Linked DNA regions of Homo sapiens: regions 1 and 3 are each linked to region 2. The links are chromatin contacts, found by Hi-C or POLR2A ChIA-PET in ENCODE. All regions are on one chromosome and are shown on one strand. Each heading gives the region's core, a stretch centred on a gene start or an enhancer-like site at or near the end of the contact. The rest is flanking DNA. Distances are from core to core; before and after follow the strand shown. Region 1 overlaps ABCB11 (ATP binding cassette subfamily B member 11). Region 2 holds the start of LRP2 (LDL receptor related protein 2). Region 3 holds the start of PHOSPHO2-KLHL23 (PHOSPHO2-KLHL23 readthrough).

Region 1 (3,477 bases), core at 198-2,697, 400 kb before region 2:
CCATTATGAATCAATGTTTGTAATTACTGCCTAGTGGATTCACGTGTTGGAATTTTATTTAAGACAATTTGAAATTATATCATGCATAATGGATGTGCTTGTAATTTAAAAATTCTCTGACTTATTTGCTTTGATAAATCTTGCAGTTGGGGTTTTATTTTATTGTAGAAATTCATGTTTTCATTCTAATTTTTAAAATCTCCTGATGCCTTACTAAGTGCAAGGCACTGGGTTAGGTAACCAAGTTGATTCAAACACAAATAAGGTGTATCACTAACTTTCAGAGGCTTATAATTTAGAAAGGGGATAAGTCAACATGACTTTGATTAAGGCTCAATAAGAAAATTGCCATGAAAATTTTCTAACGAAGGGTGGTAGGGGAATGAACGTAAAAGTATCAGGGCTGACATGTAACGTGCAGTAATGAGGAAAGGCTTGGAGGAGAATGGGTGGTCTGTTTATGTGAAAATTAGACAATGTCTACAACAGCAGGACACCTGCATCCTTAGGAAGAAATTGTGTATTGCTATACATGTTGTTTGCTTTCCTAGCTCTTTAATTTTATGCTACCTTGAATTATGTTAAAATTGATAGTATTATTTTAAATGTATCTTAAAACCATTATAAAAATTGTATGAAATCAACAAATGTCTGTGAAACCTAATTGGCCTCCATTAATTCAAATATTTTGATAACTTGTAATAAGGGCTAGCCTATTCAAACACTTTTGTTGATCAAGGTATTTTTGCCAAAATTATTGTAATTTAAGAAAGAAATTTTAAAATTTGAGAAAAAAGCTTTCAGGTATTCTTAACAACTTTTATAAAAGGATTTCTACATATGAGCAAATAATCTGCTAAATATCTAGAATTCACACATTCTGTGTTTGTTAGAATAGTTTGTCTAAGACAATTAACCCTCCGAAGTCCAGTTTTCATTACCTTGTATTCTTAAAAATAATCAATTAACTAATCTGCATTAAAAATATTGTGTAAAACTTAGAGTTTTCATTAGGTCTTAATGCTCTGTCTTTTAGTCTGACTTGAAACACTGCTAGATATATACCTAGAAAACTCATATTCTCAGGCTTAAAGGGTACCCAACAGTCCCCAGGAGAGACTTCTTCCATTCCCCCCCATAAGCAGTTGGTGCCTGACCTTTCTATCTTCTTCATAGGTAGACTTATGATCTACAACAGCTAATGGAGGTTCGTGCACCAGGTAAGAAAGCTGAGACTTGGAGCGTTGCCGGATGGAAGCCCTGTAAATAAACAGAAAGATGAAACAGTGTAGACTGTGGCCAGATTGGAGCAGGATCAACTGGTGTCCAAGTTTACATTTCATATGTCAAATAAATAGAAATGTTTGGTAGGTCACATGGTAACCAGGAAAGGGAGCTTGCAGGTTAGGTTTGACAGAGCTAATCTTAGGGCAGAGCTAATCAGGTTGATTGCTCTGGGCCCTAAACTCTTGCAAGTGTTGGACCCAGATTCAGAGTGTAGTCAGGGAGGGAGAAAGAGAAAGGGAGCAAAGCTGTCCTACCAGTTCATCAAAAAACCACCTAAGGCTCAAATACTTTCCAAACCCACATGGTTCTGCTAATTGCTGCCTTGGCAACAGTCTATTTCCTTTACTTTCCTTCTGGCTTAGATTGTGGTCTTGATATCTTTCTCTCATACCTGATGTGTTCACTTTAGCATGGTTACAAATGATATGAGGAAATAGGGCCTCTGATGAGATTTTCTCCAGGCTATATACTACCCTGCATTCAGACATGCATGAATGAGTATCTTGTTGAAATATAATTTAGCTCAATGTGTTCATTCATTTATTCATTAATTCAACAGAAGCTTATTGGGCATCTACAACTTACAAACCAATGCCAGGTGATGTTGGGGACACAAAGACTAGCCAATAACAGATTTCTCCTTCAAAAAATTTAAACCTTATAGAAGAGGCCTGTACCACACCCTAAGGTAAAGAAGAATGTGGTAAGTGCTATTAGGCAGGTTTGAATAAAGAGTATGGAAAGTCAAAGGAAAAAGAAATGTATGGCAGGTGTTACCAAGGCAAGATTCATGGATGAGATGGCTAAGGTAGGATATGGGGATTTGTAGACTATAGAAAAGAGCATTTCTGACTGAGAGAATGTATAAACATAAGCATGGAGACAGGGGAGGACAGGGTTGCTTGCTGAATATACTGAGTACATGACAAGCATGGGAAGTGATTGGTTCAGACTCCACCCTCCTCTTCCCTCCCCCAGACTCCTGGGAAGGAGGCCCCCATTCTCCTCTAGGTTAATCTTAAAGTATTTAGTGCTGGGAGCTGTTGACAATTATGTTGAGACCTTCAAAAAAAGAAGCTTTCTGAAAAATGAAGCCAACAGTGAAATAGTAGAGCTGAGAAAGGAAGAGAGAGAAACTATTTTCTAGCTTGGACATATCACTGAAGCTCTAGCCTTGCCTGAAGCCAAAGCATCTTTGGAATATTTAGTTATATGAGCTGATTCTGTCTCTCTAAAGGTAAATCCAAGTTGGGTTAGGTTTTCAGTCATTTGTAAACAGTCTTAATGGTTAAGAGGCAATGCTGAAGACTGTGTTTTAGAAAGAATCACCTGAAGTAAATGGTGTAAAGAGAGAGATGTGAGTGATGAGGAGACCTGCATCAACTGTTTTAGTGCCATCTAGATGAATCCATTCACATATCTTTCTCTACCATTTTGCATCCAAGTGAAATTTCACCAAAACAAATATCAAGGTGGTGCCTGCCTACTATATGCTCATCTAGCCTTCCAGAGAAGGCAGTAATGTATCAACTGAGTTGCTCCAATTTGTTCCCATTTTCTGTTAATGGCACTTCCATCCTCTTAGTCACCCAGGTTCAACACCATGCAGTTTCCTCAAGCCCTCCCTCTTCCTTGCTCTTGCACATTCAGACTCTTGCCAAGACTCATTATGACCAGGCATTAAACCACTCCTCAACGCTACTCCCTGCCACCAAACTTCTGGGACACCTCCAGAGACTCCCTCCCACCTAGCCTGAAACTACACAGCAATGAAGTCATTTCTCCCAGTTAGGTAACAGAGGTCAGGATGTCTTCTCCAGAAGGTGTGCAGAATAGGCTTGTGTCAGCTGGTGAGAACAAGGTGCTTGATAGGAGGAGACTTAAGGTCAAGGACCTAAAAAGCAAATGCAGAGCAATGGATGCCAAGGTAGGAGTTTGTGGAGCAGGAGAGGCCATCAACATATGACTGACTACCTTCCAGTTCTGAGTATGGGAAGACCTATGTCCTTGGCCCCTTGGATATCTACTTTATATTTTTTAAGTCTCTCTCTTTCACCATTCTCCAGATCATTCGAGCTGTCTAGCCTAGGCTGTCATGAGGCCATGGGCAGTGCATGTGCTAGGCAGGTTTACCTCTCTCATCCACTAGAAACACCATCCCTTTTCAGAAACTGACAACATCTGTCTCTC
Region 2 (3,637 bases), core at 193-2,692:
AAGTTGTCCGACGGGAGGGAAGGAGCAGGAGGGGAAAGGGGGGACTCTCCCATCCCCACAGACAGATTAGTCCCTGCGGTGGCAGCAGCGTCCCCTCTGTCTGTCTGGTGGTCGGTCACACGCAGCTCCCGGCTGCTACCTAGCAACGCAAAGCCAGGGGGAGAGCTCGCCGGTTCCAGCCTCCTCCTCGCCCTTCCCATTCATCCTCGGCCGGGTCTCTGTCTCTCTGTCTCTCTCTGTCTCTCTCTGTCTCTCTCTGTCTCTCTCTCTCTCTCTCTCTCTCTCCCTCTCTCTCTCTCTCTCTGTCTCTCTCCTCTCTCTCCTCTCTCTCTCTCTTCTCCCGCCCCAGTCGTTCTCTTCCCTCCTTCTTTCCTTATTCCTATTTGCTTCTCTTACGCTCTCTCCTCTTCCCTTCTTACTAGTTTTATTCTCTCCGCTTCTTTCTCCCTCTCTTTCCCTCTTCTCTGTTTCTGTTAAAACATAAACTATCGGACAACTTGAGAGAAGTTTAAAGCACTTCATACTAGAAACTTTCTGCATTCGATCCCCAAAACTCTGGCCATGCAGACGGGCCCCATTCATCAACACAAAAGCCCCCAGCTCCCAGCTGGAAAGGAAAACTTCAAGAAAAGACTCCAGTCCCTCAGCCACTCTCTCGGCCAATCCCACCTCCCGGCCTTATCTTGGCTCGTAAATGATCTGTATGGTGAGAGCGGTCTCTGGGGGTCACCGCGGGACCAAGTTTCGCCGGTGGTGGGAGGAGTGCTCTGGCCCGCGGCCCTGGGCGCGCGAAGGGATCCCGGGAGGGGCGCTGCAGGTGGAAAGCTGCGCTCTGAGCAGAGCCCGGGACCGCGCCGCCCAGCAGAGAACTCCGCTAGGGAGGGCAGGCTGCAAACGGCGGAGAACCTCGTTCTCCCGCAAAGTGCTTTCCAGGAGCATCGGACCAACGCCCGTGGGAACAAAGACAGGGTCTCCGTGGGGTGCGCTGTCACCGAAACTGGCGGGGCTGCTTTCTCAAGTTTGCTGCCGCTCAGTTCCTGGCGAGCGAAGAGGGGCGCTCCCGCTCCGGCTTCGCGAAGCAACCTGAGCGCCCCACCGGGAGCAGCTCCCGCGCCGCCGCCCGGCCCTAGCCCCTGCCCGGACGCTCTCCCCTCCGGCCTCCCGCGGACCCGACCCTGCCACAGCCGGGGAAGTGGGGGCTCCACGAGAGGCTCTGGCTGGGCTCTTACCTTGGCCACTGGCCGGCGCTAGGCAGGCGACGAGAGCCAGGAGCAGCGTGCACGCCACTGCTGCCGGCCCGCGATCCATCTCCGCGACGGTCCCCGGCCTCGCCGTTCCTTCCCCGGGAGGTGGGCGCGCGTAGCACACCGCACCGGCAGCGCCTCTGCTAGCGAACGCTCCTTTAGGTCTGCACCTCCGCCAGCTCCTAGTGGCCAAAAGCCTGCCCCCACGCCCGAGGCATCCCGTTTTCTACCCGCGCCAGTCCCCACCCTCCAGACAGTGCATAAAGCCCTTTAGACCCGACCGCCCCGGAACAAGCATGCGGGAATCCAGCGGGCAGGCCCCCTGCCGCCCGGCCCGCCCCCTGCACTTTGCAGCGCGGGGAGGAGTGGGCACTCGAACACACGCGTGCTCACACAGGGACACTCACACAGGCGTGTGCACACTCACACACGCACTCATACAGGCGCATGCACTCCTAAGTGTCACACCAACTGACACAGATTCACTCATACACGCCAGTCACACACGCGCGCACATTCCACAGTCACACTTCAACGCCGACATACACAGTCCCCTTTACGCGTGCATACAAGAGCACACTCCTGTGCGCACACTCTCACAGGCACACTCACACGTGCACACGCGCTGCCCTCGCCTCTCCGCAGGGTTTGCCCCGCACAGAAGCCGGCGAGGCGGCTCACGGGGAAATCTGCACGGACGCAGTTTTACTAAATGAGCAATGGAAAGAAATGGACGAGGAGGAAAGTCAAGAATAGAGAAGAGAAAGAAAAAATAAGAAATGGAAAAGGAAAGCACAACCAGACAAGTAAAAATGAAGGAAAGAGAAAGAAAGGGAAAGAGGCGGGGGTAGGGAAGGGAAGGAGTAAAGAGCCTGCTGGATGGAGATCTGTGACCTTCATTCCTGGCCTGATCTCTCTAGGCTCCTTCGGATATCTTGGTTTCCCCTGATAGGATACAGGCTGCTGAGATGGGGTGCTTTGTGTTTTTACAAATTAGAGAGGGAGGTGGATCTTTGTTGGGGAGGTTGGATCCTTATTTAGCAATTATTCAGCACCACATCTACAGGTGTCATGGCCAGATCGTGCTTCTTACAAGTCTGCTCATTTTGAAGCAAAATTGAAAAAGAGCGAACGTCTTCTCCATGGTTCCGGTACCCTTTTATAAGAAGGAGAAACACGAGAGGTTCAGGGAACCCCTAGCCTCCCTTCTTTGGGGCCGCTTTGGACAGGCTGGCAAGGGGCCCGGAAGCCAAAAGCACAAGTGGCCTTACACCCGCCCTCAGCGCACGTCCTCAGCCTGTACGTGACATCAGAGCCCACAGGGAGGGGTAAAAAAGGAGGGTTGATGCAAGTTATTTCCCGGTGGTGGGAACCCTGTGTGAGAAGGGGCTGTTTGCGGGCCTGAGGCCATCCCATCATCTCCAGCTCCAGCCCCTGAACCAGCGCGGCAGCTAGTCCCAGGCTCCGGATCCTGGTCCAAGAAGTCAGGAGCCCTTTCCCTCCAGCGAAGGGGCCGTGACGCATGGAGGAGACAGCCCTGAACGCACGTGGTCGCTGGACAGGTTCCCGCTGCCTCCCTTCCCCAGGGGCGAGAACCTGCCAATTACTGCCAGCCCCTTTCCCCGGGGCACAGGTCGTCCGGGGCTCTGCTGACCCCAACAGTCCGGATCGCGTAGCTTCCGTGGGCTGCAGTGGTAGGCGCAGCTTTAGGTGTGGGGGCTAGGGGAGGGAAAGGATAGGTGTTACTTTGGAAAGACAAAAAGAGATAAATAGACACAAAAAGAGAAAACTTAGGCTTAAAGAAAAAAAGGTGGAGCGGGCAGCGTTGTGGGAAAGAGTGGGAGAGATTCCTGGATTGGGAAATCCAGAGGTCTGTGCTCTGGCCAAAGTCACTGGTTCTCTATTTGCCTCCCTGCATAGTGTTGGGCGCTGTGCGGCGCGGAGGAGACAGGACTGGGGACAGGAGAGCCGGGGTCTGGGGAGGGAGGGGGCGACCGGACCGGAGCGGGAGGAGGGAGGCGGCGAGGGGGCTTGATGCTGCACTCCAGTCTTCGCGGGTGATTTATGCCGGTTCCGGGCGGCCGAGGCGATGGTACGAGACCGCGCCGGGGTCAAGCCGGTCCGACGCCCGCTGGGGCCGCGCTGCATAGTCAATGAGCGTCCCCGCACCTCCGACTTACAAAGAGCGGCCGCCGGCTGGCGGGAGGGAGGAGCGCGAGTGCGGGAGGGGCTGGGCTCCCTCCAGTGCGCCCGTGGGCGCGCAGGCGCGAGCGTGTGTGTGTGTGTGTGTGTGTGTGTGTGTGTGTGTGTGTGTGTGTGTGTGTGTGTGTGCCCTTTCACTGTAGCAGCCAGGGCTCCAAACATTCCTTTCTGTACTGAAGAGTTCCTCAATT
Region 3 (3,663 bases), core at 874-3,373, 330 kb after region 2:
ATCGAGGTGCCAGCATCTGGCAGGGGCCTTCTTGCCGCATCATAACATGATGGAAGGCATTACATGGCAAAAGGGCAAAGAGAGGGCAACAGGCGCACGCACACACACACACACACACACACACACACACACACACCACACAGAGACAGAGAGAGAGAGAGAGAAAGAAGAGGGCCAACTTTCCCACTTTTATAATGAACCCATTCCCCAGATAATGGCATTAATCCCTTTACTCTGCCCTCATGGCCTATCACCTCTCATTAGTCCCTACCTTCCAACATTTTTACATTGGGGATTAAGTTCCCACACATGCCTCTGATAGCTGTGATATTTAAAATTGCCACTGAACATTTGACAAACATACTTGGTGAGTTTGAAGTCAGACTAAATAACAATAAGCCTCATGAGTGAGATTTTCCAAGGAACTATCAAACATGTCGAATAATAACAGTTGTCTGGCTTTGGAGTGGGTCAAATTCTGTTTTGTCCCCTCTACCAGTTGCTAAGTCACTATTTTTCACTGTGATTACTGTGGTTATCTAGGCTGACACGGGGCTGGGAGAAAAGTATAGGACTATGGCAAGTTAAAATGCCAAAAACCTTGCTGTTGTTACAAAAATCCAGCTGTTTTTCTTTAGTAAACACTCTACAAATTGTTGCAAGCCTTTGGTTAATTTCCAGAGTTCTGAAAAAGTCGATATTGATGATTTTTGCCACTGTTCTTGTTGATTTTATGGAGGAGAGGATTTCAGGCATAGATCCTATTTCACCATTCTGGCTGATGTCATCCCACTAAATCTTTATAAATTATTTATTTTACTAATAGCTGCACACATCTCTGAACCTCTCTCCAACTTAGCCTTCCCCTAAAAATGGAGATTAAAATTTAGCAGTGAGGCTCAGGTGGAAGCTTTTGAGCTAGTTGCCACAAAACATTATTTAACAACTATTAGGTAAATCTAAACCAGGTAGTGCAGAAATGCATATGCAGGAAAGTGAATGTGTGGGACTAATTGTGCTTTTCCAAAACTGGCCATGTTGGTACTGTTTCTTTCCTTTTACATGGCAAAAGTCCGCTGCTAACCTCATAAAACCTCCACTGCATAAATATCCACTAGTGAAGAATGACTGGCTGTCACTCTGCATCTGGTGCAGGGGGCACTATTGCTACAGAAGCTCGGGCAATGACATGAAGATACTTCAAATTGCCAAAGTTCTAGTTGTCACCATGACAACATTAATTGCTAATTTACAGACGTAAGAAACTGTTGTAGCTAGAATTGATAGAGTTCTTTAGAAGTCTATTTCTATTCCAAAATCAAATTGTTATAACAGGTCACCTGAATTACAGTACTTTATGTCACACGATTTTTTTTTAACTCTCTAAAAGCATTTGACTTAGAGAGAGACCTTATATTTACTTTAGAGAGGAGGAAATGGAGATATTTCCTTCAGAGACTTTTAGTAAAGACCAATCAGCAGGTTTGCAGAAGAGCCAAGCCTCTAAAGAGGTGACTTATATTTCCAAGAGATATTCCAATTCAATCAGTGAATAACAAACTTTAAGCGTGCGGGAAATTTAACAAAACCCAGACTCTCAGAGCTGCAACTGCGCAGTTTTAGGTCAGCTGGGGCTGGGGGTGGGGGTCTCTGATTTCCTATCTTTTCTCCACCCCTATTTCTGTAAACATTCTCCCACCCACTTCCACTCCCCGTTTCCCTCCTTCACCCATTCACCTGAGGGCAAGACGGCCTAACTTCACACAGAGCCCAAAGATGCTTATTGAGGATGCTTTCGACCTGGTGGAGTCCATTTCAAAAGGCAACTGAAGCCCTCATTCGGCATCCTCGCCTCTCACTCCATGCCGGGGGTCCAGAAACAATCCCTGTCCCTGGATAGGTCAGTTTAGCTCACCTGTACTTTCCTTCGCCCGTCCACAGCGCCGTCCAAACCGTACCAGCATCTCTGACGAGGTGTCCATGATGCTCCTAGATCTGGAAAAGTGACTGTGGCGCCAAGCGCCGCGGACGCCAGCCGGTGGAGTTGTTACTCGTACCACGCGGTTGCTTGGCAACGCCGCCGGAAGTGACGCCAGCCGTAGCCGAGGAACAAGGGAGGTGCTGCAGTTGGCGGTCGGGCTAGAGAAGAGAGGCGCCTGCGCTTGCGAGCTGGGCTTGTGAGTGGGGCTGCCGAGAGGGCAGGCGTGGGGCGAGGCCAAAGGACTGAACCCGCAGGAGCGTCACGGGCGCCGGGGCGGCTGCCGACGGCGGGACTGGGTCAGTGAGAAGCCCGTGGGCCCCCGCCCTGCCTGCTACTCCCATCCCCACCTGCGCGCTCCCCATGGGGGACGACCCCCGATTGGGTCCGATGCCTACCCTCGGGGTGGAGCCGGCAGGTGTGTGAGCGCGCGAGGCCTAGGCGTGGTGTGTGCGTCCGCAGATCTCCTCGCGGGTGGAGTGTGAGGAGCAAAGCCCTCCCTTAACTATAAAAACCCGCGGATTCGCTGACATAAACGCTGTTTTTTTAATCCTTTGGTTTCTGAGGCATGGTCAGGACTAGATGGGGCCAAGTTTTTTAAAAATAGGAATGTTAAAACGTAATGATATGCTTAGAATATTTACGTTAGGACCTTTGAGATATTTTAAATTTCTTGGTAAATACATGACCACAGAAATCTGTTAGGAGTAGCTGCGCGTTTGGTTTCAAAAGATGCTTTTCTAACACATTGATGTACAGATAACTTCATTACTAACAAGTTGGCTCTGACGTGTACACATAATGCACCAAATTGGAGTCTCTCAAAATGAAAGAACAAAAAGATTTTTAATAACGAATGTTCTAACACATAGTCGTGCTATTTTTCTTTAGGTTTTCTATCAGATGTTCCACGTAATAATGCTGGTAAGTATGGAATAATTAAGAAAATATTTGAAGACAGAAATTAGTTTGTGCACATACAGCGCTGGTAGGTTTTTGGAACTATACCTTAAAAAGTGTCAAGAACTGGGGGCCAGGCGCGGTGGCTCACGCCTGTAATCCCAGCACTTTGGGAGGCCGAGGCGGGCGGATCACGAGGTCAGGAGATCGAGACCATCCTGGCTAACACGGTGAAACCCTGTCTCTAGCAAAAATACAAAAAAATTAGCCAGGCGTGGTGGCGGGCGCCTGTAGTTCCAGGTACTCTGGAGGCTGAGGCAGGAGAATGGCGTGAACCTGGGAGGCGGAGCTTGCAGTGAGCCGACCATCGTGCCACTGCACTCCAGCCTGGGCGACAGAGCGAGACTCCGTCTCAAAAAAAAAAAAAGTTTCAAGAACTGGGAAGGAACAGAGATTTTTACCCTGTTTGCAGGCTAACTTAGCCTGGCAGTTTCATGGAAGACACAAGACTATTCATTTCAGGAATGAATTACTCCCAGCAGTAGCCAGTAAATCAGCAATTTCGCCTGAGTTCCCTAAAGCCCCAGTTCCCACAGGATAATGCAAAGTGGGCAAGAAGTCACCTAGATGTAGTGTGTGTCGAATTACAGGAAAGGAGCCCTGAGCTTAGGGAACCCAGATCTTTATCATTTGGACAAATAAGCATGTTTCTCAAGGCTGTCCAGTGTACAAACATCCTTGAGACAATAGTCTAGAGGAAAGGGCAGTCAGTAAGACATGCAGAA

The links. A loop is a pair of places that touch in the nucleus more often than their neighbours do. ChIA-PET counts read pairs that join two places held with the same protein, here RNA polymerase II (POLR2A). Pooled maps may share reads with other maps.
Region 1: a loop to region 2 is called in a map of CD4-positive, alpha-beta memory T cell, with 6 times the contacts of the local background. The contact joins the enhancer-like site here to the promoter of LRP2 in region 2. A Hi-C loop is called at or near these places in 1 of 168 maps with a recorded cell type or tissue (CD4-positive, alpha-beta memory T cell) and 9 of 50 pooled maps. POLR2A ChIA-PET finds 5 or more read pairs at or near these places in 1 of 52 experiments (WTC11).
Region 3: a map of naive thymus-derived CD4-positive, alpha-beta T cell shows a loop between it and region 2 (5-fold over the local background). The contact joins the promoter of PHOSPHO2-KLHL23 here to the promoter of LRP2 in region 2. A Hi-C loop is called at or near these places in 1 of 168 maps with a recorded cell type or tissue (naive thymus-derived CD4-positive, alpha-beta T cell) and 10 of 50 pooled maps. POLR2A ChIA-PET finds 5 or more read pairs at or near these places in 2 of 52 experiments (H1 and Panc1).

What each region holds. Positions count from the first base shown.
Region 1 is chr2:168,963,049-168,966,525 of GRCh38, forward strand. ABCB11 (ATP binding cassette subfamily B member 11) reads right to left here. Exons shown (of 28, transcript NM_003742.4): 18 at 1,158-1,260. Among named protein-coding and RNA genes, the nearest start is that of G6PC2, 63 kb to the left of the region's middle. Within about 2 kb of position 1,448, at least 4 of the 41 ENCODE cell types and tissues checked have a DNase peak (open chromatin) inside an H3K27ac peak, as active enhancers do.
Region 2 is chr2:169,361,092-169,364,728 of GRCh38, forward strand. It overlaps LRP2 (LDL receptor related protein 2), which reads right to left and starts at 1,443. Exons shown (of 79, transcript NM_004525.3): 1 at 1,230-1,443. The coding sequence starts at 1,308. RefSeq lists enhancers at 1,294-1,927, 1,928-2,561.
Region 3 is chr2:169,692,346-169,696,008 of GRCh38, forward strand. It overlaps PHOSPHO2-KLHL23 (PHOSPHO2-KLHL23 readthrough), which reads left to right and starts at 2,124. Exons shown (of 5, transcript NR_144936.2): 1 at 2,124-2,277; 2 at 2,870-2,902. CFAP210 (cilia and flagella associated protein 210) reads right to left here and starts at 2,060. Exons shown (of 9, transcript NM_001085447.2): 1 at 1,916-2,060. The coding sequence starts at 1,982. PHOSPHO2 (phosphatase, orphan 2) reads left to right here and starts at 2,124. Exons shown (of 4, transcript NM_001008489.4): 1 at 2,124-2,277; 2 at 2,870-2,902. RefSeq lists an enhancer at 1,843-2,022 and a silencer at 2,153-2,432.